3 separate regions of the Homo sapiens genome follow, and regions 1 and 3 are each linked to region 2. Evidence: chromatin contacts called from ENCODE Hi-C or POLR2A ChIA-PET data. All regions are on one chromosome and are shown on one strand. The core of a region is the stretch at or near the end of the contact, and the rest is flanking DNA. Distances in the headings are between cores, read along the strand shown. Region 1 overlaps CELF5 (CUGBP Elav-like family member 5). Region 2 holds the start of CACTIN (cactin, spliceosome C complex subunit). Region 3 overlaps MAP2K2 (mitogen-activated protein kinase kinase 2).

Region 1 (3,930 bases), core at 367-2,866, 340 kb after region 2:
GCTCCGCCTCCTGGGTTCATGCCATTCTCCTGCCTCAGCCTCCCGAGTAGCTGGGACCACAGGCGCCCGCCACCACACCCAGCTAATTTTTTCTATTTTTTAGTAGAGACAGGGTTTCCCCGTGTTAGCCAGGATGGTCTCGATCTCCTGACCTTGTGATCCGCCCGCCTCGGCCTCCCAAAGTGCTGGGATTACAGGCGTGAGCCACCGTGCCCGGCCTTTTTTTTTTTTTTTTTTTTTGAGATGGAGTCTTGCTCTCTCACCCAGGCTGGAGTCCAGTGGGGAGATAGTAGCTCACTGAAGCCTTGACCTCCTGGGCTCAGTGATCCTCCTGCTCCAGCCTCCTGAGTAGCTGGGACTACAGGTGCACACCACTACACCTGGCCAATTTTTAATTTTTTTGTAGACATGGGGTCTTGCTAAGCCAGGCTGGTCTTGGACTCCTGGGCTCAAGTGATCCTCCCACCTCGGCCCCCAAAACGCTATGTAATTACAGGCGGGATCTACCGCACATGGCAAGAACTGTATGGATTTGAACCCTGACTGTCAGACTCCAGAATCGAATCCCTCCCTCCTTCGACAGCCTTGGCTTTACTGGGGAGGCCTCATTACCTGATACCTCATCGTGCCATGCCCCAGCCTCAAAAAGGGTTTCCTTTCCAAAAAATCCAGAGAATCACTCTTGGTTCTGGAGAGGGCTGGTAGGAAGTCACTGCTATTCCTACGGGGTCGGGGCGAGCATGGTTCTCTTTTCGGAGGAGGAAACAGAGAGGGAGATTCCCAGGGGTCAGCGGCTGCACCGGGACTCAACTCTGGCCTGTCCAGCCCCCAGGCCGCACTCTCAGCCCCGCGGGTCCCAGAGGCCCGGGCCAGACACGGAGCCTGCAGGTGGACAGGGCGGGCAGAGGGCGGGGCTGGCGCCCAGGGGAGGTTGCGGCCGCCTCACCTTCTCGCTGCTGCTGCTGCAGGAGGGGCGGCGGCTGGGGGACGCTGTGCGCGATGGGCGTGATGGCCGCGGTGGGGTACATGGCTGCGGAGACCGGAGCGAGACACAGGGCGAGGAGGGGCGTGAGGCCACGTGGGCGGCCTGGGCCGCTGGGCGGGGAGGGGGCGGGGCCATAAGAGGGTGGGGCCAAGGCAGGAGTGGGTGTGATCATGGCCTTTGTGGGGAGGGTTTGGGGGCGGGGCCAGGCCAGAGGGCGGGGCCAAGATCACAGACGAAACGGGGAGGGGCTATTGCCTGAGGGGCGGGGCCATGGTGGAGGGCAGGGCCAATACCGAGACGGGGCGGGGAAGGGGGGGTGGGGGCGGACCCCATGGCGTGAGGGGAGGGGTATAGGGGTTGGGCCACAGTAGAGGGCGGGGCCAAGGCTACAGGACAGTCCAGAGTGGGCGGGACCATTGCTTGAGGGGTGGGGTCACAGTGGAGGGCGGGGGCAAGACTGGGATGAAGGGCATGAGTGGGGCGGGGCCGTGACTTGATGGAGGGCTATGTGGGCAGGACCATGAGTTAAGGGGCGGGGCCGCAGCAGAGGGCGGGGTCACAGCCAGGCCTTAAGAAGTAGAGCCAGAGGTAGGGGCGGGGCTTTATCAGAGAGGCGTGGTCAGAGTAAAGGCAGGAAGTGAGGGGCGGGGCTAGGAGCTGCAGGAGGGAGGGTAAGGGGCAGGGCCGAGAGCTGGGGTTGGGTCAGAGCTAGAGACGTGGTCAAGGGGAATTCCCTCTCCCCAACACAGAACATGAGAGGGTAAGGCCATGGGTAAGCGCTGTCCTTAAAGGACAAGGGAAGGTCCTGTTTGCGGGTATAGGTGGTGGTGGGGTGGGACCAGTAACAGGGCCCGGGGTTGAATACAGGACAAGGGGCTAAGGGTGGGCCCTGAGGGGCGGGGCCAGAGGTAGGAGGCGCGGCTAGGCACAGAAGAACGACACGTCCGGGGCGGGCCCTGGGGGCGGGGCCCTAGGCGGGGGCGGGGCCAGGGCCCAGCGCGGGCACGCGGGCTGCCTCCTACCTGTGTACTGCTGGACTCCGGAGAAGGCAGGATGCAGTGTCTCGGCCACAGTCGGGCTCTGAGCTGCGGGCAGACAGAGGGGCTGAGTGGGGCGGGAGCAGCAGAAGTCTTCCATCCACCCCCGATCCTTAAGAGCCGCAAGGACAGCAACAAACACCCCGCCCAGCTTCTCCTCTGTGCTAAACCCTCTGTAGGACCAGGAAGCTGAGGCCGAGGAAGGTGAAGCCACTTGCACAGGGCCACTCAGATAGCAAATGGCAGAAGCTGAACTGGAATCCGGGTTTCTCGGACTCCAGAGAGAGATCACCATCGTCCCCATCTCCCTCTCCCTATCCCGACCCGGTTGCCTCCCAAGGGGGACCCTTCACTCCTCTCTACTCCCTGGATTCACCAGGACTTCAGCCTCCACCTCAAATCACCACCTGCCCCCATCCCCTGCCCCGTCTCCCTCTCCACATGAGTTTCCTCATCAGACACCCTGTAGCTCCCCCATCTAGCTGTAGCCTTCCTGCTACCGCTAGGGAAAGGGGTAGGGGAGGGAAGAAGTTGTCCAGGCCACCAAAGCTGATGATTCTGGGGAAAAATTCAGCCAAACAATTCTGCCCGAATGGAGAGTGTGCTGGAGGGCAGGGGATAGTGGTGGTGACTGTGACTTCAAAGGGGTGGCAGGAAGGAGTTCACTTTGTGGGCAAGAAGCAGTTCTGTATCTTCACTGTGGGAGATCCACAAGTCTGCATCTGTGACAAAATGGCAATTAACCGCCCCTGCACACACACACACACACGTGCACAGAGTGCATACAAAAACTCGTGAAATCAGCTGGGTGTGGTGGCTCACACTTGTGATCCCAACACTTTGGGAGGCCGAGGAAGGAGGATCGCTTGAGCCCAGGAGTTTCGAGACCAGCTTGGGCAACATAGCAAGACCCTCATTTCTTAAAAAATAAAATAAAATCGAAAATTAGCCAAGCATAATGGCACGTGCCTGTAGTCCCAGTGACTTGGGAGGCTGAGGTGAGAGGTGAGAGGATCGCTTCAGCCCAGGAGTTCGAGAGTTCAAGGCTGCAGCGAGCTATGATCACGCCACTGCACTCCAGCCTGGGCGACAGAGTGAGACTCTGTCGCTAAATAAATAAATGGTGAAATTTGAATACCGTCTGGAGTTGAATTAATTGTATGGTGCCAGTGTTAGTTTCCTGGGTTTGACAGTGACCTATGATTAGATAAGCTGCTGGCATCAGGGAAGCTGTGTGAAGGGTACCTGGGACTGCTCTGTGGTATTTTGGTAACTCCCTGTGAACCTCCAATCATTTCAAAATAAAATGTTAAGGCCAGTCACAGTGGCTCACACCTATAATCCCGGCACTTTGGGAGGCCTGCTTGAGCCCAGGAATTTGAGGCCAGCCTGGGCAACACAGCAAGATCCCGTCTGTACAAAAATTTAAAAATTAGCCGGGCGTGATGGCACATGCTTGTAGTCCCAGCTACAAGGAAGGCTGAGGTGGGAGGATTGCTTAAGCCCCAGAGATGGAGGCGGCAGTGAGCTGCGACGACACCACTGCACTCCAGCCTGAGTGACACAGTGAGACACTGTCTCTAAAACTAAATAAATAAAAATAATTAAAAAAATAAAAAGTTAGAAACAAATTCTCCTACATGGTGGAAAGACAGATAACTTACTTCACATAAATTAGATGTTGGAAGATGTTTGCCCTAAAATTGTAGGTGTAGCATAGAGAAAGGAAGGACCTCTGCTTCATGAAAGCAGGTGCAGCCTAAATCAGTGGGTCATTCATTCTGTGTTGAATGGATAAATGAATGAATCCAGGCATTGATATCTCCCCAAATGACACAGATGAATAATTAAGATTTATGGGCTGGGCGCAGTAGGTGAATCACCTGAGGTCAGGAGTTCGAGACCAGC
Region 2 (4,255 bases), core at 190-2,689:
TGCCACCATGCCCAGCTAATTTTTGTATTTTTAGTAGAGACGGGGTTTCGCCATGTTGGACAGGCTGGTCTCGAACTCCTGACCTCAAGATCCACCTGCCACGGCCTCCCAAAGTGTTGGGATTACAGGCATGAGCCACTGCACCCCACTCAAGATAAACATTTTAATTTTCTTTTTTTTTTTGAGACGGAGTCTTGCTCTATCGCCGAGGCCATAGCGCAGTGGCACGATCTCGGCTCACTGCGACCTCCGCCTCCCAGGTTCAAGCAATTCTCCCTGCCTCAACCTCCCAAGTAGCTGGGATCACAGGTGCATGCCACCACACCCGGCTAATTTTTGTATTATTTAGTAGAGATAGGGTTTCACCATATTGGCCAGGCTGGTCTTGAACTCCCGACCTCAGGTGATCCGCCCGCCTCGGCCTCTCAAAGTGCTGGGGTTACAGGCGTGAGCCACCGTGCCCGGCCAAGATAAATATTTTAAAAGTTAGCTTAAATTACTATCATCCTCCATAAACAGGCCTTCCCAGCCCCGAGTGGTTAGAACTGCACGGGGTGGTGGTAGCAGCCACCATGGGCTAGGGGAGCTCAGGATGGGACATCAGCGTCTTCTAGGTCTCTGGCCTCCAGCCTTGCCCCTGAAGTCCGTCCTCCCACGCCAAACTTGTTTCAACAGCAAGTCCCCCAAACCCTGCTCACAACCCTCCCACGGGTCCCCAGCACCCACACCACAAAGCTGGGCAGCCTGGGTTGAGAAGGCAAGTGTTAAGAGTGACTTTCCCTCTCTGAGCCTCAGTTTCCCCGTCTCTAAAATGGGTTGATGGGGGAATACAGGGAGTTATCAAAGTTTTTGTTTTTTTTTAAAGCTTAACTCCCAAAATACATAGGTGTTCATTGGCAGGTGGTGGAGCATAACGATGACTCTCATAAGAAGGCTTTTCAGTTTCTGTCCCCGCGCCCGCCCTCTGCCCTCTGGAGCTGCCTGGCACCTAACACCTTCCCGGTTCCTCGCCTTTCGGGGACCTCGCTCCCCGGACACGCCTCTCCTCGGCCACGCCCCTGGCCACGCCAATGAAGCGCTACTTCCGACCTAGACCCGCTTCTTATTGGTCTCGCCTCGGCAGGCCCCTCCCTGCACAAGGTTCCTAGTTTGCCCTTGCCCCGCCCACAGTTTCTCAGGCCCCCTGAGGCGTGGGGACCCGCCTAGGGCTGCCTCCAGCACTGCCTGAAAGGAGACTCCGCCACCCTGGAGGCAACAATCCCACTGGAGTCAATCACGCGGTCCACATTTGCAGACGTAGTGGAAAGTCTGGGGTGTCGGAGTCCTTGCGGGCTGGGGCGACGGGATGGGTTGCTCTTTCCCGGCTCAGGCGCAAACGGGGCAGCCTGGAGAGCGCCGTGGGCGAGGAAGGCCCCCAGCGCAGGCTTCGGCTATTGGTGTTGGTGCCGCGGCCACTGGCCCAGCCGATGGGTCGGGACACACGCTCGCGCTCGCGGTCCGCGGGTCGCCGGGGCCGAAGGCGGCAGAGTCAGAGCGGGAGCCGAAGTCGGAGCAGGAGCCATGGGCGGCGAAACCGACGGCGCCGGGAGGACGAGGGACGGCGCAGACGGAGGCGGCGGAGCCGGGAGCGCAGGTGGGGTCGCTGCGGGAGCAGCGCTGGGGATCCGGCTCCTACCTCAGGAGCGCCCGACCGAGGGTTGGAGATCCCGGGGAACCGGGAAACCCCCGACTTACTCGGGGAGGGCTTCCTAGAGAAGGGGACAATTGACCACCGGTTGGAATTAACCTGGCAGCGGAAGGAAGGCGAGAGGCGTTCCAGGCAGGGGACCGGGCGGTTGGAGGGACAGCCCGGAGCCGGGTGAGCGAGGCGGCGGGGAGGTAACGAGAGATCAGATCATATCATATCGAGCCCTGTGTGCTCAGCACATTAGATCTTGGCTATTAGTCGGAGGGAAATGGAGAGTCTTGAGAGGAGTTTGGGTAGGGGAGTGACGTGGACTGACTTAACTCTGCATACTTTCTGGCTTTGAGGTGGAGAAGGGATGGAGCGGGGTAGGCAGGAGCGGCATCAGAGTAGGACGGCACAATTGTCCAGACAGTAGATGATGGCAGTCTCGATGGGAGGGAGGCTGTAGTCAACCACAGCGGGCAAAGTGCGTAGATTTCAGAGGGATTCTGGAAGTAGAGGAGACAACATTTGCTAATGGAGGTGGGCTGTGGGAGGGAAAAAGACTCGGTGTCAGCTGGCAGGACTCACAGCTGATTCCTAGTGCCTGAATCTCAGCTTCCCCATGGTCCTTTTCTTCTGGAGATGGGGCACTTGGTCGGATTTGCCTTGAGCCGGCTCCAGTACAGAGAAACCAAAATGGGGACAGGGACTGATTCCCAGACCGGGGCCCCAGTGCTGGCTCAGCCCCTTCGTGGCTGACACTCAGGCCAGTCTTGCCCCGCTCTGGGCCAAGTTCACTCATCGGTTGTTGGTTTTTTTGTTTGTTTGTTTTTGAGACGGAGTCTTGCTCTGTCGCCCAGGCTGGGGTGCAGTGGCACGATCTCGGCTGTTACCTCTGCCTCCTGGGTTCAAGCGATTCTTCAGCCTCAGCCTCCCCGGTAGCTGGGGTTACAGGTGCTTGTTGCCACACCCAGCTAATTTTTGAATTTTTTCGTAGAGCTGGGATTTCTCCATATTGGCCAGGCAGGTCTTGAACTCCTGGCCTCAAGTGATCTGCCCGCCTCGGCCTCCCAAAGTGCTGGGATTACAGGCGTGAGCCACCGCGCCTGCCCATAAGTCTTGTTAATGTCATCTTTGTGTTTTTTCGCCTACCATTTTCTGGTATTGGAATTATTCACAATAATTTGCCACTCTAGATATGTAATTAGAATTAATGTTCACGAAAATTCAGTTGAACTTGTGGCCAATATTTAAGGGCTCTGCAATGATTGGTTTCAACATAGTTTAGATTTTTTTGACATGAGCTTAATGGGTAGAGCATTTAACAAAATATTTGGCAGTTCTCTGTGTACAAAGACCCCTAAACGTGACTGAGCGCAGTGGCTCACATCTGTAATCCCAACACTTTGGGAGGCTGAGACAGGAGGCTTGCCTGAGCCCAGGAGTTCAAGACCAGCCTGGGCAACATAGCAAGACCCCTCTGTACAAAAAAATGTAAAGAGTTACCTGGGCGTGGTGGTGTGTGCCTGTAGTCCCCGCTACTCAGGAGGCTGAGGCGAGAGGATGGCTTGAGCCCAGGAGGTCAAGGCTGCAGTGAGCTCTGATCATGCACTCCAGCCTGTGTGACAGAGGGAGACTCTGTCTCTAATAAATAAAAATATAGACCTTGTCTCTAGTAGACTCTGTGTCTAGTAGACCTTGTCTCTAATAAATAAAATTAAAGGCCCCTGAACCACCCCTGAGGTTGTGCATCTTCCATTCCCTGCGCTCTACTCTGTTAACTCCTGTCCATCCTGTGGGACTAGTTCAAATACCACTTCCATCTAGGAAGCCCTCCCTTGACAGCCTAAATGTGTTCGGGTCCCCTGGTTCGTACCCTTATAATTCCTGCGCCACCAGCCCCAGCCACCTCCCTGCCCGCGCCTCCTCCCTCTCCCCCACACTCTGTCTCAGCCATACAGCCTCCTTGTTGTTCTTAGAATGTGGCAGGTCAGTGCCTGCCTCTAGGCCCTCGCTCTTGCTCTGCCTCGAGCACTCTCCCTCCGAATCCACCCATCGCTGCCTCCCCACTCCCTCCAGACCTTGGCTCAGTGTCAGCTCCTGAGAGAGCCCCTCTCTGACCTCGGCCCTGCAGCCCCAGCCCCTGTGCTCGGCATTGCTACTCTTTGTGGCTTCTGCCTCTGCCTAGTGTTGCGTGGTGTGTTTATTTGTTGATGTCTTCCTTGTTGGGGCCCACCAGAGGGTGAGCCCAGGAAGGCAGAAGCCATCGGTATTTGGGTCACTGCTGTGTCCCCAGAACCTAGAACAGTGCCTGCTCCCCCACGGGCACCCAGTAAGCATCTGTGGAGCAGATGACAGCTGCAGGCACTGAGCAGGCATCCATGGTCCTCTCCGCAGGTCAGATTCAGAGGAAGAGCGGTGGCAGCGCTCAGGGATGCGAAGCCGGAGCCCCCCGCGGCCCAAGTGGCACTCAAGAGATGGGTCCTCTCAGTCGGACTCAGGAGAGGAGCAGTCACGGGGCCAGTGGGCTCGCCGGCGACGGCGCGCACGCTCGTGGTCTCCTAGCTCCTCAGCATCCAGCTCCGC
Region 3 (4,346 bases), core at 1,131-3,630, 480 kb before region 2:
AAGTGTTTGCTTAATTGGTCTTTTTTGAAAACAGGTTTATTGAGGTGTAATTCACATACCTTACAGTGTCCCCTTTGAAAGTATGTGACTCAGTGGATTGTAGGATATTCACGGCATCGTCCTCATCACCACAGTCAATTTTACAGTATTCCATCACCCCAAAAAGAACCCTGTCCACATCAGCAGTCACCCCCATCCCCTCCTCCAGCCCCCGGCACCCACACATCCCCTTCCTGTCTCTGGATCAGCCTGTCCTGGACATTTCACAGAAATGGGATCACATATTATGTGGCCTTTTGTGTCTGGCATCTCGCACTAAGCATGACATCCTCAGGGTTCACCCACGCTGTGGCCGGGGTCTTGGCCTGGTTCCTCTTTACGGCTGAGTCCTGTTTCAGTGAGGGGTGGGCTGCGCTGGGTTGGCCTGTTCTGCCCTGGGTGGACGCCTGGGTTCTTTCCACCCTTGCCTGCTGTGAGTCGTGCTGCTGTGAGCACTTGGGACACGTTTCTGTGTGGACGTATGTGTCCACTTCTAGGCAGACACCTAGGGGTGGAATTGCGGAGGGGGTACTGAGTTGGTCTTGACCACTGTTGGGAACGCCTGCAGAGCAGAGGCCCCAAATGCCTTCATCCCGTTTTCGGGCACCCCCCAAGCCAGTCTCGCCCCTCTCCCCTTGCAGCTGATCCACCTTGAGATCAAGCCGGCCATCCGGAACCAGATCATCCGCGAGCTGCAGGTCCTGCACGAATGCAACTCGCCGTACATCGTGGGCTTCTACGGGGCCTTCTACAGTGACGGGGAGATCAGCATTTGCATGGAACACATGGTGAGTGCGTCCGGGGCAGGGGCAGGGGCAGGGCCTCCACGGAACAGAGCATGTTGGGGAGAAGGAAGACCCCCTCACGGCCCCTTTCCTCAGAGGCAACAGTGCGCTGGCTTCCAGGGGATCCTTCTCAAGGCAGTCGATGCCATACAAGTATGTATATGTAGATGCCTTTGGTTTTGTTTTGTTTTCTTTTTGTTTTTTTGAGAGGCAGTCTCACTCTGTCACTCAGGCTAGAATCTAGTAGTGGCACAATCTCGGCTCACTGCAACCTCCACCTCCCAGATTCAAGTGATACTTCTGACTCAGCCTCCCGAGTAGCTGGGATTACAGGCGCCCGCCACCACTCCTGGCTAATTTTTGTATTTTTAGTAGAGACAGGGTTTCACCATCTTGGCCAGGCTGGTCTCAAACTCCTGACCTCAGGTGATCCACCTGCCTCGACTTCCCAAAGTGCTGGGATTACAGGTGTGAGCCACCGCGCCCAGCCAATGATTTTGTTTTTTAAGCACTCATGTCTTCCTCCCAGCTTTGCTTTTTCTCTTGCTGTATCCCGGGCGTCCTTATGACAGCAGAGAGGGAAAACACTCCCGTTTTGGGGGGTACGTAGGTTGTTTCCAGTCTCTGCCCTATCTCAAATAACATGGCACTGACTCGCAGGCACACCTGTGAGGTAAGCTGTGTGAGGGAATTGCTGGGTTCCAGGGTAGATGCAATTAAAAACTGATCCCTATTAGGCCGGGCACGGTGGCTCATGCCTGTAATCCTACCATTTTGGGAGGCTGAGGTGGGAGGATCATTTAAGCCCAGGAGTTCGATACCAGGCTGGGCAACATAGTGAGAAACCATCTCTATAATTTAAAATATTAGGTGAGTGTGGTGGCACGTGCCTGTTTTAAAATTGTTAACAACATTTAAAAATGGGGATAAAAATAGCACCAGCTACATGAGAGGCTGAGGTGGGAAGATCACTTGAGCCCAGGAGGTTGAGGCTACAGTGAGCTTTGGTCACGCCACTGCACTCCAGCCCGGGCAGCAGAGCGAGATGCTGTCTCAAAACATAACAAAGCTGATGACTGTTTTTAAATGGCCTTCTCAGGAAAGTGTGGCAGTCTGAGCTTGTCAAGGCAGGCCTGTGCCTCCCCCAGCTCAGATCTGTGGGACCACAGTCTCTAGGGTGGGGTACAGGCACCCCCTTCATTGACTCTGACGTGCCCCCTTGTTAAGACACTCTGGCCTCGAAGCCCAGAAGTGGGTGAGATTGGGTGGAACAAAAGGAGAAGTGGCCAGAGCTCAAAACCCCGGAGGAAATGCTGCCGACCCCGCCACACCGAGCTCATCAGGTATCAGACCGCCTGCCGCACAGCGTCGTTTGCAAAACCAGAATGCTTGGGTGACACCCTGCAAACGTGCGATCCCCTTTGACAGTTTTGTAATGAAGGCAGGAAGTGAATTTGAGCAAGGCCCCCACGTAGCCATGTGACCCGAGCAAGGCAGCACCCGCCTTGGAGCCCCTTTCCCGCCTGCGAGGGAGACCTGGCGTCTGCCCCGCTGCTCGCAGAGTCACGTTGCCGGCGGCATCAAAGGGCGAGGAAAGGATGAGGAAGCGCTTTGTGGTCTGAGGCAGCCCCTCTGTCATGTGGTGCTCCCTATTCCTCCTCCTCGTCTTCCTCGTCTTCCCCCTCCTCCTCGCGCCCGGCAGGCACCCTCGCTACTCAGGAGTTCTGTCCATCCTCGTTTTGTGTGGCTGACTCAGTTCTCGAGCCCCCTTCCTCCCATGCAGAAAGGGGACAGTGTGGCAACCCGCCCCCAACCTCTATTCTTGGTGAATTTAAAATGGGGGTTCCCAGAGTGGGTGCTGGCACCCCAGGGGACACCACACAGACCACCAGGCTGCAGGAGGGAGACACAGGCCGTGCTGTCTGTGTTATGGAGTGCACCCTTTAAAAGTTCCGAGGTGGTCTAGCCAGGGGCGGTGGCTCACACCTGTAATCCCAGCACTTTGGGAGGCCGAGGCGAGTTCAGGAGATCGAGACTATTCTGGCTTGGCTAACGTGGTGAAACCCCGTCTCTACTAAAAAAAAAAAAAAAAATACAAAAAAAATTAGCCAGGCATGGTGGCGGGTGCCTGTAGTCCCAGCTACTTGGGAGGCTGAGGCAGGGGAATGGCGTGAACCCTGGAGGCAGAGCTTTCAGTGAGCTGAGATCGTGCCACTGCACTCCAGCCTGGGCCACAGAGCGAGACTCCATCTCAAAACAAACAAACAAACAAAAACAACGTGGAGCACGTTGATTTTTAAAGCATTGGGTGAGCCCTGACAGGGCAGCATCCGTGGAAGTAAAGTCATCCAAGGGGGCCATCCCTGCCATCCTCGCCGGCCCTGTGAATTCTCTCCATGCTGAACGATGCTCTCGGAATTCACCTGAGTGCCCATAGGTTTCCATGGAAGGGCCTGCCCAGCACCTGATTCATTCCCTCCCAGGCCACCCCAGTGAGGCAAAGGGGCAGCTTAGCACCGGGGCTGAGGATGGGCGTCCGGGTCAGGTCTCGGCCCCACCGCTCACCCTTACCACGGGTTCGGGACAGGACTCTTGCCGCTTCTGCTGTGAAGCTGAGGGAGGTCGTAGTCCCTGCTGGGGTGAGGACTGTGTGAGCTCCTCCCAGGATGGCACCCGGCACGCACAGGTGTTGCATCCATGTCCTGGCTGCTGCAGCCATTTCCCTGTATTTCTACGCTGTTTCCTCATATTTCTATGTCATCTTTATTTTGCATTTTTTTCCTTCTTTTTTTGTGGGGGGTAGGGGGTACAAGGTCTCTCTCTGTCACCCAGGTTGGAGTGCAGTGGCATGATCCTAGCTCACTGCAGCCTCCACCTCTTGGGCTCAAACGATCCTCCTGCCTCAACCTTCCAGGTAGCCGGGACTACAGGTGCACCAGCACGCTTGAGTAGCTTTTTAAGTTTGTTTTTTTTTTTTTTTTTTTTTTTGAGACGGAGTCTAGCTCTGTCGCCCAGGCTGGAGTGCAGTGGCACAATCTTGGCTCACTGCAAGCTCCACCTCCCAGGTTCACGCCATTCTCCCGCCTCAGCCTCCCGAGTAGCTGGGACTACAGGCGCCCGCCACCACAGCCGGCTAATTTTTTGTATTTTTAGTAGAGACGGGGTTTCGCTGTGTTAGCCAGGATGGTCTCGATCTCCTGACCTCGTGATCCGCCTGCCTCTGCCTCCCAAAAGTGCTGGGATTACAGGCGTGAGCCACCGCGCCCGGCAAGTTTTTTTGTAGATATGGGATGGCACTATGTTTCCCAGGCTAATCTTGAACTCCTGGGCTCAAACGATTCTCCCGCCTCAGCCTCCCAAAGTGCTGGGATTACAGGGGTGAGCCACCGTGCCCAGTGATGTATTTATATAAAATGGCAAGCACTTGTTGGTGACTGGAACTTAGGAACAGTGGGGCTGGCTGCTTCCCTGGGGTCTGAACCTATTACTGGATAACTCGGGGCAAGAACCCAGTGGACAGTG

What was found. A loop is a pair of places that touch in the nucleus more often than their neighbours do. ChIA-PET counts read pairs that join two places held with the same protein, here RNA polymerase II (POLR2A). Pooled maps may share reads with other maps.
Region 1: a loop to region 2 is called in a pooled map, with 6 times the contacts of the local background. The contact joins the enhancer-like site here to the promoter of CACTIN in region 2. A Hi-C loop is called at or near these places in 2 of 168 maps with a recorded cell type or tissue (body of pancreas and naive thymus-derived CD4-positive, alpha-beta T cell) and 9 of 50 pooled maps.
Region 3: a pooled map shows a loop between it and region 2 (5-fold over the local background). The contact joins the enhancer-like site here to the promoter of CACTIN in region 2. A Hi-C loop is called at or near these places in 1 of 37 single-sample maps with no recorded cell type and 3 of 50 pooled maps. POLR2A ChIA-PET finds 5 or more read pairs at or near these places in 2 of 52 experiments (AG04450 and common myeloid progenitor, CD34-positive).

Annotation. Positions count from the first base shown.
Region 1 is chr19:3,283,042-3,286,971 of GRCh38, reverse strand. CELF5 (CUGBP Elav-like family member 5) reads right to left here. Exons shown (of 13, transcript NM_021938.4): 9 at 2,008-2,070; 10 at 947-1,030. Among named protein-coding and RNA genes, the nearest start is that of CELF5, 60 kb to the right of the region's middle. Within about 2 kb of position 1,616, at least 10 of the 41 ENCODE cell types and tissues checked have a DNase peak (open chromatin) inside an H3K27ac peak, as active enhancers do; they include body of pancreas, where a contact is called at or near this core.
Region 2 is chr19:3,623,974-3,628,228 of GRCh38, reverse strand. CACTIN (cactin, spliceosome C complex subunit) reads left to right here and starts at 1,439. Exons shown (of 10, transcript NM_001080543.2): 1 at 1,439-1,633; 2 at 4,067-4,255. The coding sequence starts at 1,467. RefSeq lists enhancers at 1,106-1,475, 1,365-1,926, 1,927-2,488, 2,489-3,050, 3,277-3,776 and 1 more.
Region 3 is chr19:4,106,990-4,111,335 of GRCh38, reverse strand. MAP2K2 (mitogen-activated protein kinase kinase 2) reads left to right here. Exons shown (of 11, transcript NM_030662.4): 3 at 681-827. Among named protein-coding and RNA genes, the nearest start is that of MAP2K2, 15 kb to the left of the region's middle. RefSeq lists an enhancer at 1,861-1,990. Within about 2 kb of position 2,380, at least 8 of the 41 ENCODE cell types and tissues checked have a DNase peak (open chromatin) inside an H3K27ac peak, as active enhancers do.